Regions from separate parts of the Homo sapiens genome. Here region 1 is linked to region 2. The links are chromatin contacts, found by Hi-C or POLR2A ChIA-PET in ENCODE. All regions are on one chromosome and are shown on one strand. The core of a region is the stretch at or near the end of the contact, and the rest is flanking DNA. Distances in the headings are between cores, read along the strand shown. Region 1 overlaps ANKRD16 (ankyrin repeat domain 16). Region 2 overlaps IL2RA (interleukin 2 receptor subunit alpha).

What was found. Hi-C counts contacts between places; a loop is a spot of excess contacts on that map. ChIA-PET counts read pairs that join two places held with the same protein, here RNA polymerase II (POLR2A). Pooled maps may share reads with other maps.
Region 1: a loop to region 2 is called in a map of GM12878, with 2.5 times the contacts of the local background. The contact joins two enhancer-like sites. A Hi-C loop is called at or near these places in 1 of 168 maps with a recorded cell type or tissue (GM12878), 19 of 37 single-sample maps with no recorded cell type and 6 of 50 pooled maps. POLR2A ChIA-PET finds 5 or more read pairs at or near these places in 4 of 52 experiments (B cell, CD4-positive, alpha-beta T cell, OCI-LY7 and 1 more).

The regions. Positions count from the first base shown.
Region 1 is chr10:5,857,233-5,864,287 of GRCh38, forward strand. It overlaps ANKRD16 (ankyrin repeat domain 16), which reads right to left. Exons shown (of 8, transcript NM_019046.3): 8 at 4,384-5,459. It also overlaps the pseudogene RPL12P28. Among named protein-coding and RNA genes, the nearest start is that of TRV-TAC3-1, 7.0 kb to the left of the region's middle. RefSeq lists enhancers at 5,205-5,254, 5,555-5,624, 5,825-5,954. Within about 2 kb of position 4,244, at least 4 of the 41 ENCODE cell types and tissues checked have a DNase peak (open chromatin) inside an H3K27ac peak, as active enhancers do; they include B cell and GM12878, where a contact is called at or near this core.
Region 2 is chr10:6,044,681-6,051,902 of GRCh38, forward strand. All of the region lies in intron 1 of IL2RA (interleukin 2 receptor subunit alpha), which reads right to left. Among named protein-coding and RNA genes, the nearest start is that of IL2RA-AS1, 13 kb to the left of the region's middle. RefSeq lists enhancers at 5,945-6,324, 6,335-6,464, 6,555-6,824. Within about 2 kb of position 5,376, at least 30 of the 41 ENCODE cell types and tissues checked have a DNase peak (open chromatin) inside an H3K27ac peak, as active enhancers do; they include B cell and GM12878, where a contact is called at or near this core.

The sequences.
Region 1 (7,055 bases), core at 2,994-5,493, 190 kb before region 2:
AGGAGGATGTGAACAGAAATGATCTACATGCCTTCTGAAAAAAAGGGGGCATGCATAGCCTCCCTTTCATTCTTTTTTCTTTTATATATTTTTTTTATTTTATTTTTTTCGAGACAGGGTCTCACTCTGTCTCCCAGGCTGGAGTGCAGAGATGCAATCTCAGCTCACTGTAATCTCTGCCTCCCGGGTTCAGGCGATTCTCCTGCCTCAACCTCCCAAGTAGCTGGGAGTACAGGTGTGTGCCACCATGCCCAGCTAATTTTTGTTTGTTTGTTTTGAGATGGAGTTTCGCTCTTGTTGCCCAGGCTGGAGTGCAATGGCACGATCTCGGCTCACTGCAACCTCCGCCTCCCAGGTTCAGGAGATTCTCCTGCCTCAGCCTCCCGAGTAGCTGGGACTACAGGCATGTGCCACCATGCCCGGCTAATTTTGTATTTTTAGTAGAGATGGGGTTTTTCCATGTTGGTCAGGCTGCTCTCCAAGTCCCGACCTCAGCTGATCCACCCATCTCACCCTCCCAGAGTGCTGGGATTACAGGCAGGAGCCACGGTGCCCAGCCTAATTTTTGTATTTTTAGTAGAGGCAGGGTTTCACCATGTTGGCCAGGCTGGTCTCGAACTTCTGGCCTCAAGTGATCCACCTGCCTCAGCCTCCCAGAGTGCTGGGATTACAGGTGTGAGCCACTGCGCCTGGCCCTCCCCTTCATTCCTGTTCCCCTCCACAGGTTGGGGAGCAATCTTGGACCACATGGAAAAGGGCAACCTACTCAGGACAGCAGAACAACCAGCAGAAGGAACCGGGGGGCTGACACCTGGGGCTGGTTGAGCTCATCTGTACTTGGCTATGCCCAGACTCTTATGCGGGAAAGAAAATAAACTTTGGTTTAGTCCACTGTTATTTTTTGGTCTTTATTTAGAGACAGGGTCTCACTCAGTCACCTAGGCTGGAGTGCAGTGGTGTGATCATAGCTCACTGCAGCTGTGAACTCCTGGGCTCAAGGCATCCTCCAGCCTCAGCCTCCCAAAGTGCTGGGATTACAGGTGTGAGCCACCCCACCTCCATCTAATATTAAATCACAAAATGGAATTATCTAAGTCTGTATCAGCTGGAAGAGAGGAAAGGATGTGGTAGACCCAAGGCTCTGTGTTCAAGGGACAGGACGAGCCACAAGCTGGATTTTGTTCCTACGTCTTTTGCGTTCATTTACCTTTTAGCTAATCGTGGATTTTCAGCAACACTGGGAAAAATAAAGACCATGCATGTTGTAGGCTGGCACAGGTGGAAGCTCTAGAACTCTGAGAGCTGCTTTAAAGGTACCACATACTGTAATCTAAATAGAAACACCCTATCATATCCAAGGAATCTGTGCCATCCCACTCCCAGCATTGTAGTGAGTGCCTGTGTATGCCTGTATCTACTCACAAGAGCTCTTTTTTTTTAAAGGAGCTATAAAGGAGATTATTTCTGCTGTGCTGTAGTCTGTTTTTTTTTTTACTTGTAAATGTATAACCCAAATTTTGTCATTATTTGAAATTATGTGTAGAGCTAATTTACCCAATATAAAAATGACTCTTACAAATCAACAAGACAAAACAATGGTCAAAAGATGAAGCAAGAACTGGTTTCATTAATGGCCCCAATCAATGGCCTCTGTGTCCAGTCTGTGGGTTCTGCCCCCTACACTAATTCTGGGCATGACCATGCCTTGCTTTGGCCAATGGGATGGAAGCATCTACACAAACAGAGCGGAGACTGGAAAGCACATTTAAGTCTCTTTTCTCTCTTGAATCTCTGCCACTGTCATGAAAAATAAGCCTGGGCTAGCCGAATGGAGAGACCATGGGGAGCAGAGCCAGCTTGATCCACCCAAGGCCATCCTATACCAGCTCAGCAACTCACTGGCTGACGGGACGCAGGAGTGAGCCCAGTTGCGAGCAGCAAAGCCACCCAGATGCCCTACAGACTCCTGTTTCAACCCAGTGAGCTTTGGGGTGGTCTGTCATTTAGTAACAGCTAACTGATACAGGTAAAAATAGGAAAAAGGGCTATAATGGCCAAAAAAACAAATCTAAAGATCTTCAATCTGATTGAGAAATGCCAAGGCCGGGTGTGGTGGCTTATGCCTGTAATCCCAACACTTTTGGAGGCCAAGGTGAAAGGACTGCTTAAGGCCAGGAGTTCGAGACCAGCCTGGCCAACACAGTGAGACCCCCCTATAAAAGTGGAATCTCTACATAAATTTTAAAAATTAGCTGGGCGAGCTGGTGCGTGCTTGTGGTCCCAGCTGCTCAGGAGGCTGAGAAGGGAGGATTGCTTGAGCCTAGGAGGTCGAGGTTGCTTGAGCCTAGGAGGTCAAGGCTGCAGTGAGCTATGGTCACACCACTGCACTCCAGTCTGGGCAACAGAACAGGACCCTGTCTTTAAAAAAAAAAAAAAAAAGAAATGCAAAATTAAAATCATGAGATAGTACATCATGTTAGTGGCCATTAAAAGTGTGATACCGTGGCCAGGCGCAGTGGCTCACGCCTGTAATCCCAGCACTTTGGGAGGCCGAGGCTGGTGGATCACCTGAGGTCAGGAGTTTGAGACCAGCCTGGCCAACATGGTGAAACCCCATCTCTACTAAAATACAAAAATTAGCTGGAAGTGGTGGTGTGCGCCTATAATCCTAGCTACTTGGGAGGCTGAGGCAGGAGAATCGCTTGAACCCAGGTGATGGAGGTTGCAGTGAGCTGAGATTGTGCCACTGCACTCCAGCCTGGGCGAGAGTGAGACGCCGTCTCAAAAAAAAAAAAAAAGTGCGATACCACACAGCTTTGGTGATGGGTATGCCTGGGAAGGAATCTTGGCAAAAGCGATGTCTGTGGTGCTCAAGACCCATCCCAGCCTCCTGGGCATGTGAGCCCCACACTGCAGACACAGGGAAGTTACCAGCTACATGCCCCAGGCTCCCCTAGGTCCAGATTTTGAGATGTGAGTTGGATTCTGCTAATTGCTTGAGTTTCGGAAAGCAGAAGCGAAAGCCGTATTTCTGCTTCCACTGGCAAAGGCTGCAAGTGATTTTCTGTGGAGTGTTTTCTGATCATTTGGCCTCTCGACTGTAGCAGATGAAGACAGCAAGCTTCTGGAGTTGGAAGCGAAGGCAGCAGCTTCCTATACTGGCAAAGATTTTCCTGATTGAAAAGGCACTTCTTTTTGAGGCCTAGGTCTGAAGTACAGCCCTTGATATCGTCCCTGAAAGTTCAACGAGATTTGTTCTCGAGCCTTCCTGACAATTCTGCATACCATCAGGACCCCGTAACAAATCTTCTGCATAAGCTGGCTCCAATGAACGCTAGTCTCTGCTAACTGAACTGTAGCTGATACAGTTGGCAACCTAAAAAAATGGACAGATCCTTTGATCCGCTTCTAGGAATTTATCTTCCAGTCATTCCCATAAGGACACAAAGATGTGTCCGGCACTGCTGTTTATAATAACTTAAACAACCCCAGAATGTCCTAAAATGTCCAGAAATAGGGAACAGCTTAGACAAATTGTGGCACATCTGAAAGATGGAATGTCAGAAAGAATGCAACATTATGCAAAGTTAAAAAGAATGAGGTAGATCTTTAAGAACTAATGAGAAAATGAAAATAACAAAACAAAAAGAACTAATGAGAAACAATGCACTCAGTTTAAAGTTGCAAGAGTGTTATATGATCCTATTTGGAATAATCTTTATTTGTACTGTCTGAATTATTTTTCCCCAGAAGCAAATATTTTAGAATATAAACTCATTAAAAATGAAATAAAGCGCATGAGTGTTACATCATATATAACCTTATTCAAATCCATGGGTAATTCCTTGAAGGCATACCATGTGCAGGAGCTGTGTGCAGCCTTCTGGGGTTTGTAAGGTGCGTAAGATACAGTAACTGACCCAGGCGGGGTGCGGTGGCTCACGCCTGTAATCCCAGCACTTTGGGAGGCTGAGACGGTTGGATCACCTGAGGTCAGGAGTTTGAGACCAGCCTGGCCAACATGATGAAACCCTGTCTCTACTAAAAATACAAAAATTAGCCGCGCACGGTGGTGGGAGCCTGTAATCCCAGCTACTTGGGAGGCTGAGGCAGAAAAATCACTTGAACCCAGGGGGCGGAGGTTGCAGTGAGCCGAGATCGTACCACTGCACTCCAGCCTGGGCGGCAGAGTGACTCTGACTCATAAAAAGAAATAGTAACTGACCTCCAGGGATGCATGACTCAGTGGCCTTGACTACCACTTATATAAATAGTTCTAACATAAGGCGAACCATGGGATAATTGCTACAAAGTGCAAAGCAGGAACAGGGGCGGAGAAATTAATTCTTGTGAACCTGGAAGACATCTGACGACTCTGCTGGGTGTGGATGAAGAGATTATGCCAAGAGCTAATTTTTATTAAATGCTTTTTCTATTCCTGGGTTCTTTGAGAATCATTGACATTTATTATTTACTACACATCAGACACGGTGTTAAGTGGCTTAGATGAAATGTCTTTTTTTTTTTTGGTTATCAGATAACCCTTTGTGAAAATATTTTCCTTTGCATTCTTTAACTAGCTGGGCATTCCACAGCTTCACTGTTGGTATCATCTGTGATACTATCAACATGGCAGCTCACAGACTGGGCAGGCCCCAGGAATTCTTTTTTTTTTTTTTTTTTTTTGGAGACGGAGTCTTGCTCTGTTGCCCAGGCTGGAGTGCAGTGGCGCATATTCGGCTCACTGCAAGCTCTGCCTCCAGGGTTCACAGCATTCTCCTGCCTCAGCCTCCTGAGTAGCTGGGACTACAGGCGCCCACCACCATGCCTGGCTAATTTTTTTGTATTTTTAGTAAGAGACGGGGTTTCACCACGTTAGCCAGGATGGTCTCGATCTCCTGACCTCATGATCCTCCCGCCTCGGCCTCCCAAAGTGCTGGGATTACAGGCATGAGCCACCGCAACCGGCCCCCAGGAATTCTTTAATGGTTCCAGAGAGTTCTCTGGCTAAAGACTGCTGCTGCATCTGTTAGGCAATGTTGACAATCTCATCAGAAGTGGTGCTACCACTGTGTTTCATGTTTTTGTGTTTCTTTCTTTCTGTCGGTGGTTCCTGAGGGTTGTGACGATCAGGGCAGAGGCAGAAGGCACCACCTCAATCTGGGCCTGTCTGCTGTGGCTGGTCAGTTTCACTATCATCCTCAGACTCTTCCAGTCAATGGTTGGTGATGTCATCAGCAACCATTTTTGGAGACAGACCCAGGGAGCTGACCTTGGGGGCCAGTGCAGATGTGGCACTGACTTCACCACTGGTACACCTCAGATATACAACTTTGATCTCGCTGGGGTCAAACGTAGGTGGCTGCGGTTGGTTGAACTCAGGTTCAGGATGACTGAAGCAAGTTGCACTTGGCTTTCTCTGAGCCGAAAAACGAAAGGTGCTCAGGCTCCCAGCAACTCTGTGAAGAAAGAGTTATTATCATCTCAGTTTACAGATGAAACAGAAGCTCAGAGAGGGCAAGCAGCTAGCACAAGGTCCCACAGCTGGACTCAGGGCTGCTGGCTACAGGGCCTGGCTCTACATGCTGCACAGTCAGAGAGGGAGAGTCCCATGCGCAGTTGGAAGGGAGAAGGGAAGGGGAGGCTGGCGCTAGATAGTAACAAGCTGTGTGTTTTGGGCATTTCCCCTGTACCAGACACTGTGCTAAATGACCCTTCTGCTCTGTTTGCCTGGAAAAGTCCCCATCTTAGTGAATTCTGACTTTCCACCTACTGTCCCGGAGCAGCTGACTGTGGTGGAGAAAACTGCAGGACAGGGACCCTCAGCTGCTGCTATACAGCCAGTGATCCTGCCACGTCCCTGACTCCATGGGCTTTCAACACGAGGCCTCCCCAACGCAGTGTCCACACCAGCATTACTGTGGAACTTGGGAGACATGCAGATCCCACAGGAGAGGGAAGGGGGAGCTGCTCTCAATTCAGATCAAGTTTCCCCTGTGCCAGAAGAATCAGTCCTCCAGATGGGTGGGCAGCACTGGGCCTGAGGTGAATGTTACTGTGCTGTACGCTCACAAAGTTAGAGGGCAGAGCTCATATTAAAGGTTCATACTGAGAGGTGAAGCCAGCTGGACTTCCTGGGTCAAATGGGGACTTGGAGAACTTTTCTGTGTAGCTAAAGGATTGTAAATGCACCAATCAGCACTCTGTAAAAATGTACCAATCAGCGCTCTGTGTCTAGCTAAAGGATTGTAAACATACCAATCAGCACGCTGTAAAGTGGACCAATCAGCACTCTGTAAAATGGACCAATCAGCAGGACGTGGGCGGGGACAAATAAGAGAATAAAAGCTGGCCACCCCCTGCCAGCAGCAGCAACCCACTTGGGTCCCCTTCCACACTGTGGAAGCTTTGTTCTTTTGTTCTTCATAATAAATCTTGCTGCTGCTCATTCTTTGGGTCCACACCAACTTTAAGAGCCATAACACTCACCGTGAGGGTCTGCGGCTTCATTCCTGAAGTCAGCAAGACCACAAACCCACTGGGAAGAACAAACAACTCTGGATGCACCATCTTTAAGACTGTAACACTCACTGCGAGGTCCACGGCTTCATTGTTGAAGTCAGTGAGACCAAGAACGCACCAGAAGGAATAAAGTCCGGATACATTTTGGCGACCCAGATGGGAAACACTCAGGCATCAACAGGCTCACCCTTGAAATGCATCTAAGCCATTGGGACCAGTTTGACCCACAAACCCTGAAAAAGAGGTGGCTCATTTTTTTCTGCACTACAGCCTGGCCCCAATATTCTCTCTCTGATGGGGAAAAATGGCCACCTGAGGGAAGTATAAATTACAATACTATCCTGCAGCTTGACCTTTTCTGTAAGGGAGAAGGCAAATGGAGTGAAATACCTTATGTCCAAGCTTTCTTTTAAGGAGAATCCACAACTATGCAAAGCTTACAACTTACATCCCACAGGAGGACTTCTCAGCTTACCCCCAGATCCTAGCCTCCCTATAGCCCCTTCCTATTAATGATAAGCCTCCTCTAACCT
Region 2 (7,222 bases), core at 4,126-6,625:
TAAATGGCATAATTACAGAGATATAAAATTTATGTATGCATGTGACCAGAGGAAAAAATAAGACAGTGCAAAATATAAGTGGTGGTATAGGGACTTCACCTCCCACTCCCCCTCCACCCACTCTTTGCTGGATCAGCACCCAAGAGCAGAGCACAAGCCTTGGGCCATGGTAGGTTCTGAATGAGTAGTTGAGTGTATTAGCATTAGCACTGGTGCTGTTACCCATTGATTGGTTCATTCAAGCAAACATTCACCTTCCTTGTTTCATTCAGCAAGCACAAATGTTGAAGGAAATGTGGGAGAAGTAAAGTGCCTGTCTCAGGGCTTGGGGGATTTAAGGAAGTTGCTGTCATCAAAGAAAAGTTGCCTGATTCCCTCGGGAAAGGAGAAGAAGGCGGTGTGGTTCAAGGAGGAGACCTTGGCTTCAAGGAGGAGATCTCCGAGCACTTGGACACATCTCTGCAGTAATTAGCACAGAAGCACCATGAGTTATTTGTTATCTGACCCACAGTTTCTGAGGCCTGGTTGACTGGGTCAAATAGTCAGAGTTTCCGTAACCCTAAAATGAGTAACTCACAGGGTAAGACCCTTTTGGAGAACAACTGTGCCTTACTCAACACTTGTTAAACAACAACGAAATGATGGGGTGGTGGGGTGGAGGGATCTAGTTATTTTGTCTTTACTTAGAAGGGAAAAAAGAAGCAGGAAACCAAAAATACCCCTACAAGCAGCTGCCGCTAAACCATCACATTTTGGGACCTCAGATGCTTCTGCAAATGAAATGTTGGGCGCTGGTTATGTTCTAATCCTGGGAGTCTTCTCGGTCGACAACAGGCTTCCGGGCATGAAAGAGTTAACCACAAGCTCACCACAGAATGTCAACCTGATTAAAATAAAAGTTATCAGATTTAAAAGGGGGAAGTAGAAACACACTCTTTTTCTTTCTCTGAAATCTAAAAGCAGTTTTTCCTCAAATCTTTAAAACCAATTTCTTGGGATGGAGTCATATTTTTAGTAGAAATATGCTAAATTGGTGACTCCCACCCACAGTCTTTTCTGCAAGGAGAGAGACTCTTCTGAGAAACTGGAGCGAGGAGCTGAGGAAATTTTCAACTCAACGGAATTTCCCCTGAGACTGTAAAGAAACACAGAATAAGTAAGTATAACTTACAGGTAGAAACTTGACAAGAGGGAAACAGAAAAGAAGGAAAAAGAAAAAGTCATCAAAAATGATGGCAACCTCCAAAGTCATGATGCTAAGAGTTTCTCCTGGGAACCTCAGTCCAGTTGGTGTCAGGTGAGGGCCGGTCCTGTTAACACAAATCCTAATTGTCAGGCTGACCAAGCCCACGTGTCCAGAACCCTCTCCAGAGCTCTCCTCAGGGGTTCCCAGCAGCCAGGCTCACTCTGCCCTGCTCCTCACCCATCTCGCAGGGGAACCTCTTGTACCCCTTTTCCTTCCTGCTCTCAAGAATTCACACTCCGTTTTACACAAGACACACATTGCATACACTGTGTGTTGTTGACAGGGATCATGCCTTTTCACAGACAATGACAATCCAAATGTGGAAACACAGGGAGAAAACCATGGGAAGTGGGGAGCACTGATTGAGGTTCTGGGGTCCTGGCGCTTTCAGATACTACCATGATCTGCTAGTCTACTGTGATTTTGCTTAAGAAGGGTTCAGTAGAGACAAACAGCATCATAAAAGTGTCAAATCCGTGTGTTCACAGATGCTACCCCAGACATCGGGTAAGACAATGACATTTCAGGCACTGTGGGATTGATGGAGTGGACAGCATAGAGCAGAGAGCTTACGGTTGTAGGTTACGTGGTACCAAAAGCCCATGCCTGTGCTCCAGGGACTGTTCTCAGACACATAAATGCAACCTCAAGGCTTTTGCTGAGTTTAGTCTTTGTATTCATCTGTGAGTGGGTCAAAATGCCTGTCTGCTGCCCTGGCCCTCTTCTGCAGCCATGCTGAGAGGAAATACAGGCTTGCATTTCTCCAGAGTTCCTTGAAAGCATTGGTGCTCAACTATCCCTGCCTTAACACAAATTCTTAGTCAACACACAACATTTGATCTCTGATAGTTTCAGTGGGTGGGTTCTATTCTTTTCAACAGATACCTCAGGGTTAGTGGGGGTGAGCTCAGATGCTCCTGCAATGGGCATTCACACTGGGCTTCTTGGAGAGCTGAATTCCAAGGTGGCCACGTTTCCTAAGGACATGGGAACTTAAGATGCAGGCAGGGATCCCATGTCCTACTGGAAGGTTTAAAGACTTCCTCAGCACAGTGCTGAGAAGATCCTGCTTTTTACTCGGGTGTGGGACAAGTAGTTATGAAGCCACAGAATGTTAGGACTGAAAGGGACAAAGACCCTCTCCATGTCTCTGCATGCTTGCATGGAGAACATGCATTGTCCAAGGACCCTCAAATCCCTGCATGCCCTGCGCATGCCCTAACCCTGAGGAGGTGCTGAACCCTTGCTGATGTGCAGAAGGGGTTAATCAGACCATGTGGACACAGGTAGCCCAAGGAACAACCCCCATGCCAACAGCACTCCATCCCGACCTCATACCATGTGCACAGCACCTGATGCTGGTGGGGTCAGGAGTGTGGCCTGTGCCACACTCAGAACGCGGGATGAACATAGAGGAAACACTAGAATGGCAAAGGCTGGTTGTCACCTGGGGGCCTCAGAAGCCACGGCACCAGAGGAGAGCTCAGGAGTCAGCCTGCTCCAAAGCTCTTCCTGCCTGTAGCATGCACCCTGTGCCTCCGGGCCACCAAAAACAGCAATCACGTCAGCTGAGACGCAACACACTGCATGCCGAACACACAGGAGAGCTCACACGCACAAATGTTCTCGGCTTCCCAGACACCAATGAAGGAGCTTATTATGAATATGAAGGATAATTAACGTATCTATTATTTTATTAGACATCACAATTCAAATACAATAAAGTATATAAATATAAATATATAATAAATGAAATATATAAAATACCATCTTAGCTTATGAAATTATCTTATATGATAAAATAATTATACAGATATATAATAAGCAATTAGGGTATGTTATATAAAATACTATAGTATACTCATTAATATAATTAGTATATTATATGATAAATATATATAATAAAAGACATCATACACTAATAGAGTATAATAGTCAATATAATTAAAATTATTACTTATGCAGTAATTAATTATGAGGTGATGTGTTCTTCTCATCTCCGTTCTCTAGAGGCAGGAACTAAGGCACAGAGAGGCCCAGTGACTTGCCCAGAGACACACAGCCCCTCAGTGGTGGAGCTAGGACTTGGACCCAGGCAGCCTGACAAGTGCGTGCTCTTACGCACAAGTGTCTGCCTGTCCTCCCGCCTATCCTCCCTCATGTGCTGGCTGCATCCTGCTCCCGTGGCCCCTGACCCTCAACTGCCCTTGTCATGTGCCCGTCATGCATCACAGGAAGGCTGTCATGGGAGTCCTGAGGTGGGTGGTGATAAGTAAGCAAGAAGAGGGGTTGCTGGCGTTAAGAGATTTTAGAAGTTGGAATTGCCAAAAATTGAGGCTGGATTATTAGGTGCATGGAGGACAGCAAGGAAGAAATGAGGATTTTGCCCAGATTTCCTGGGCGATGGGGAGGATGGGGTGCCATTCATTGAGATAGCAAAGAGAGGAGAAAGAGTAGGTTCCAGGGAGGGAGGACAGTTCTGGATGTGTAGACTGAGCAGCCTGTGAGGCATCCACACGGAAAGGTCCGAGGGAAGGGCCTTTGGCCATGCAGACTAGAAGCCCAGCAAGTCACATTTAGTGAGCACCTACTGTGTGCTCTGGTCACTCTAGGCAGGCTAGCTTATGTAGCCTTACAGCACCCAGCAGGGTCTGTGTTATTCCCATTTTATACGAACAGAAGCTGAGGCCCACCGAGGTTAAAACCCTACCCTCATGGACTTCCATGGAGGTTACTCAATGCCCTATGGGTTTGCCTTTCTGCTTCCCTTCATTCTTCACATAAACCCAGTGCTTTCTCTTCTTCCTTCATTCTTCACATAAACCCAATGCTGTCTCTCCAAAGTACAAGCCATGCCCTGACTGAGACCCCTCTGGGATGTTCTGTTCCTTCCAGGACACAGTTTAAGCCCAGTGACATGGGGAGACTCCAAGACACAGCTCATGCCCAACTTCAAAATCTCTGCTTCCACTATGTGCCTGAGCTCTCCTGCCTTGCGGGACTCTGCGTGGCTCTTGGAGCTCACCATGTGTTTTGTCTTGGGCCTTGGTCATTGTATTATTCAGGGAAACAGAATTTCTCTAGAGAAACAAAACCAATAGGATGTATGTAGATAAATAAGAGAATATTTATAATGGGAGTTGGCTCACTCAATTATGGAGGCTGAGAAGTCCCACAATATGCCAGCTGGAGCTGGATAACTAGGAAAGCTGGTGGTGTGGCTCAGTCTAAGACTGAAGGCCTGAGGAGCAGAGGGGCCCTGCTGTAAGTCCCAGAGTCCAAAAGCTGGAGAACCAGGAGTGCAAATGTCCAAGAGCAGACGACGGATGTCCCAGCTTGAACAGAGAGAATGCAACCTTCCTCTGCCTTCTTGTTCTATTCTGGTCCTCTATGGTTGGATGATCCCCACCACACTGGTGAGGGTGATTTTCTTTACTCAGTCTACCAACAAGAAATTTACCCAGTCTATTCAATTCAAATGCTAGTGTCTCCTGGAAATACCCTCACAGACACCCCCAGAGAGACTGTTTAGCCAGCTATCTGGGCATCCCTTAGCCCAGGCAAGTGGACACATTGAAATTGACCATCATGCTCATGCCACACTTCCCTAATGCATTTCTACCTTCTTAACTCCTGCTTTCCCTGGAGGTCTCCCATTGGCTGTCATCTTTCTCTGGGAAGCCTCCGGGACTCTTCTGTCTGTGCTTTGTGGCATTTCTCTGCAGTCCCAGACTTTGCTCCCTTTTCTTTACACGGCACTCACCCTACTGTATCCATCTCCCTCCCACCACCTTGCTAGTGCCTGCACAGAATGGCATGCAAAGGTTTTCGTAAAGGAAAGTAGAAATTCACAAGTTCAAGCTAGGATTTGAATTCAAGCTGTCAACTTTCCAAATTCATAAGACTTTTCCATTCTCTCAAGACGCTTTTCTGGTTGGGAAAAATTCCGGTAGGCAGACAAGATGGGGAAGATTGTTCCAGTAAGGGAGGAGGGTGTTCCTGGGAGTCCAGCTTTGAAATCACAAATGAGGAGGTTCCCTTTGAAGGACAGGAGGAGACCTGCTGGCCAAGGCGTGCTATGTGCTGAGGGAACAGTCTTGGCTGGGGAGCATGTTGTGTGCCAGGCAGAGGAGGTAGCAAAGTGCCCCTGAGGCAATGGAAATGACTGGAGCTCTTGCAGCCGAAAGGGCATCACGACAGGTGCTTTCAGGGGAGATTAACTTGGGGATGAATAACAGGGTGACTGAAAACCAGAGCTTCAGGGCCTGCCTAGGCAGCCCAGGAGATGAACAGTGCCTGTTGACAGCTTGCTTCCTGTGTCGGCCTGAATGCATGGGTTCTGCTCAGATCTACTGGCTCCTTGCTTTCTTGGGAGAGTGAATTACTGCCTCATGGTCTCAGTTTCCTCATCCGTAAAATGGGAATGGTGGCAGGGCGTGGTGGCTCAAGCCTGTAATCCCAGCACTTTGGGAGGCTGAGACTGGTGGATCAATTGAGGTCAGGAGTTTGAGACCAGCCTGGCCAACATGGTCTCTACTAACCTGTCTCTACTAAAAATACAAAAATTAGTCAGGCATGGCGATGGGGCATGCCTGTAATCCCAGCTACTGGGGAGGCTGAGGCATGAGAATCTCTTGAACCCGGGAGGCAGAGGTTGCAGTGAGCCGAGATCATACCACTGCACTCCAGTCTGGGCAACAGAGTGAGACTCTGTCTCAAAAAAAAGGTGGTTGGGGTGGGGGAATAGTGCTAACAGTCCCCATCTCCTATGGTGGCCATGAGGAATCTGTAAGATCACAGAAGCAGAGCACGCAGCAAGGCCTCCCTGGCCCGGGAGTGCTCAGAGCTGGGATCCCAGTGCAGGACGAGGAGGAGGAGGATGGGTGCCCTGGCTACAGGTCCTCTTGCACTAGATTGAAAACGGGGCCAGAGAAGCAGAGCTTGAGAGACGCTGGGAGAGGGAAAGTGAAACTGATGGTCCGGTGGGTGAAAGGTAGTGAAAGCCCGAAGTGCAGTAAACCAGGGATCAACATCTCCAGCCAAAAGGCTCACCCTGTGGTCTCAGCGCCACCTGGGCGTCAGACAGATGTCTGGAGAGACGGCTCTTTTATTCTGAAACACCCCTCCAACTTTTTTTTTTTTTTGGTAATTGTTTGTTTTGCTTTCCATTTAATATAAGGAGTTTTCTCCTTTACAAAAGTTCTTTTTGTTCTAAATCAGGCTGTAAACAGAGGTGCTACCACAAGGACCGGAAGCAGAGACCACACTGGTGCTCAGCTGGGTTGCAGGCTCTGCCTGGTTTCATTGTCGGGGAAGCCACCAGGCCTGCCCCCAGCCAGCGAGATGTCACGCATGCAGCCGGGTGTCATCCCCAAAACTCCCGGGAAACTCTCGGGGCACCAGGGCAGGAAGAGGCTGACGTCAACTTTAACTCCGGGGACTTCAAACGAAACTTTTAGAAATGATTCCTTTGCCCTTTACTTGGTGACGTAATAAACTGATCTTTCTCTGAAAAGATGGGCCGATTTGCTTCAAGGAGCTCATTTCATGAGGAGAAAATACACACAAATATATATATATATATATATATATTTTTTTTCTTTTTTTTTTTGAGACGGAGTTTCCCTCTGTCACCCAGGCTGGAGTGCAGTGGCTCAATCTCGGCTCACTGCAACCTCAGCCTCCAGGTTCAGGGGATTCTCCTGCCTCAGCCTCCCTGAGTAGCTGGGATTACAGGCATGTGCCACCACACCTGGCTAACTTTTGTATTTTTAGTAGAGACGGGGTTTCACCATGTTGGTCAGCTGTTCTCGAACTCCTGACCTCAGGTGATCTGCCCGCCTCAGCCTCCCAAAGTGCTGGGATTACAGACGTGAGCCATCATGCCCAGCTATATATATATATATATATATATATAGAATTTTTTAAGGAAACATTGCTGCTTTGCTACAAAGTATATAATAATGTAAACTGGAC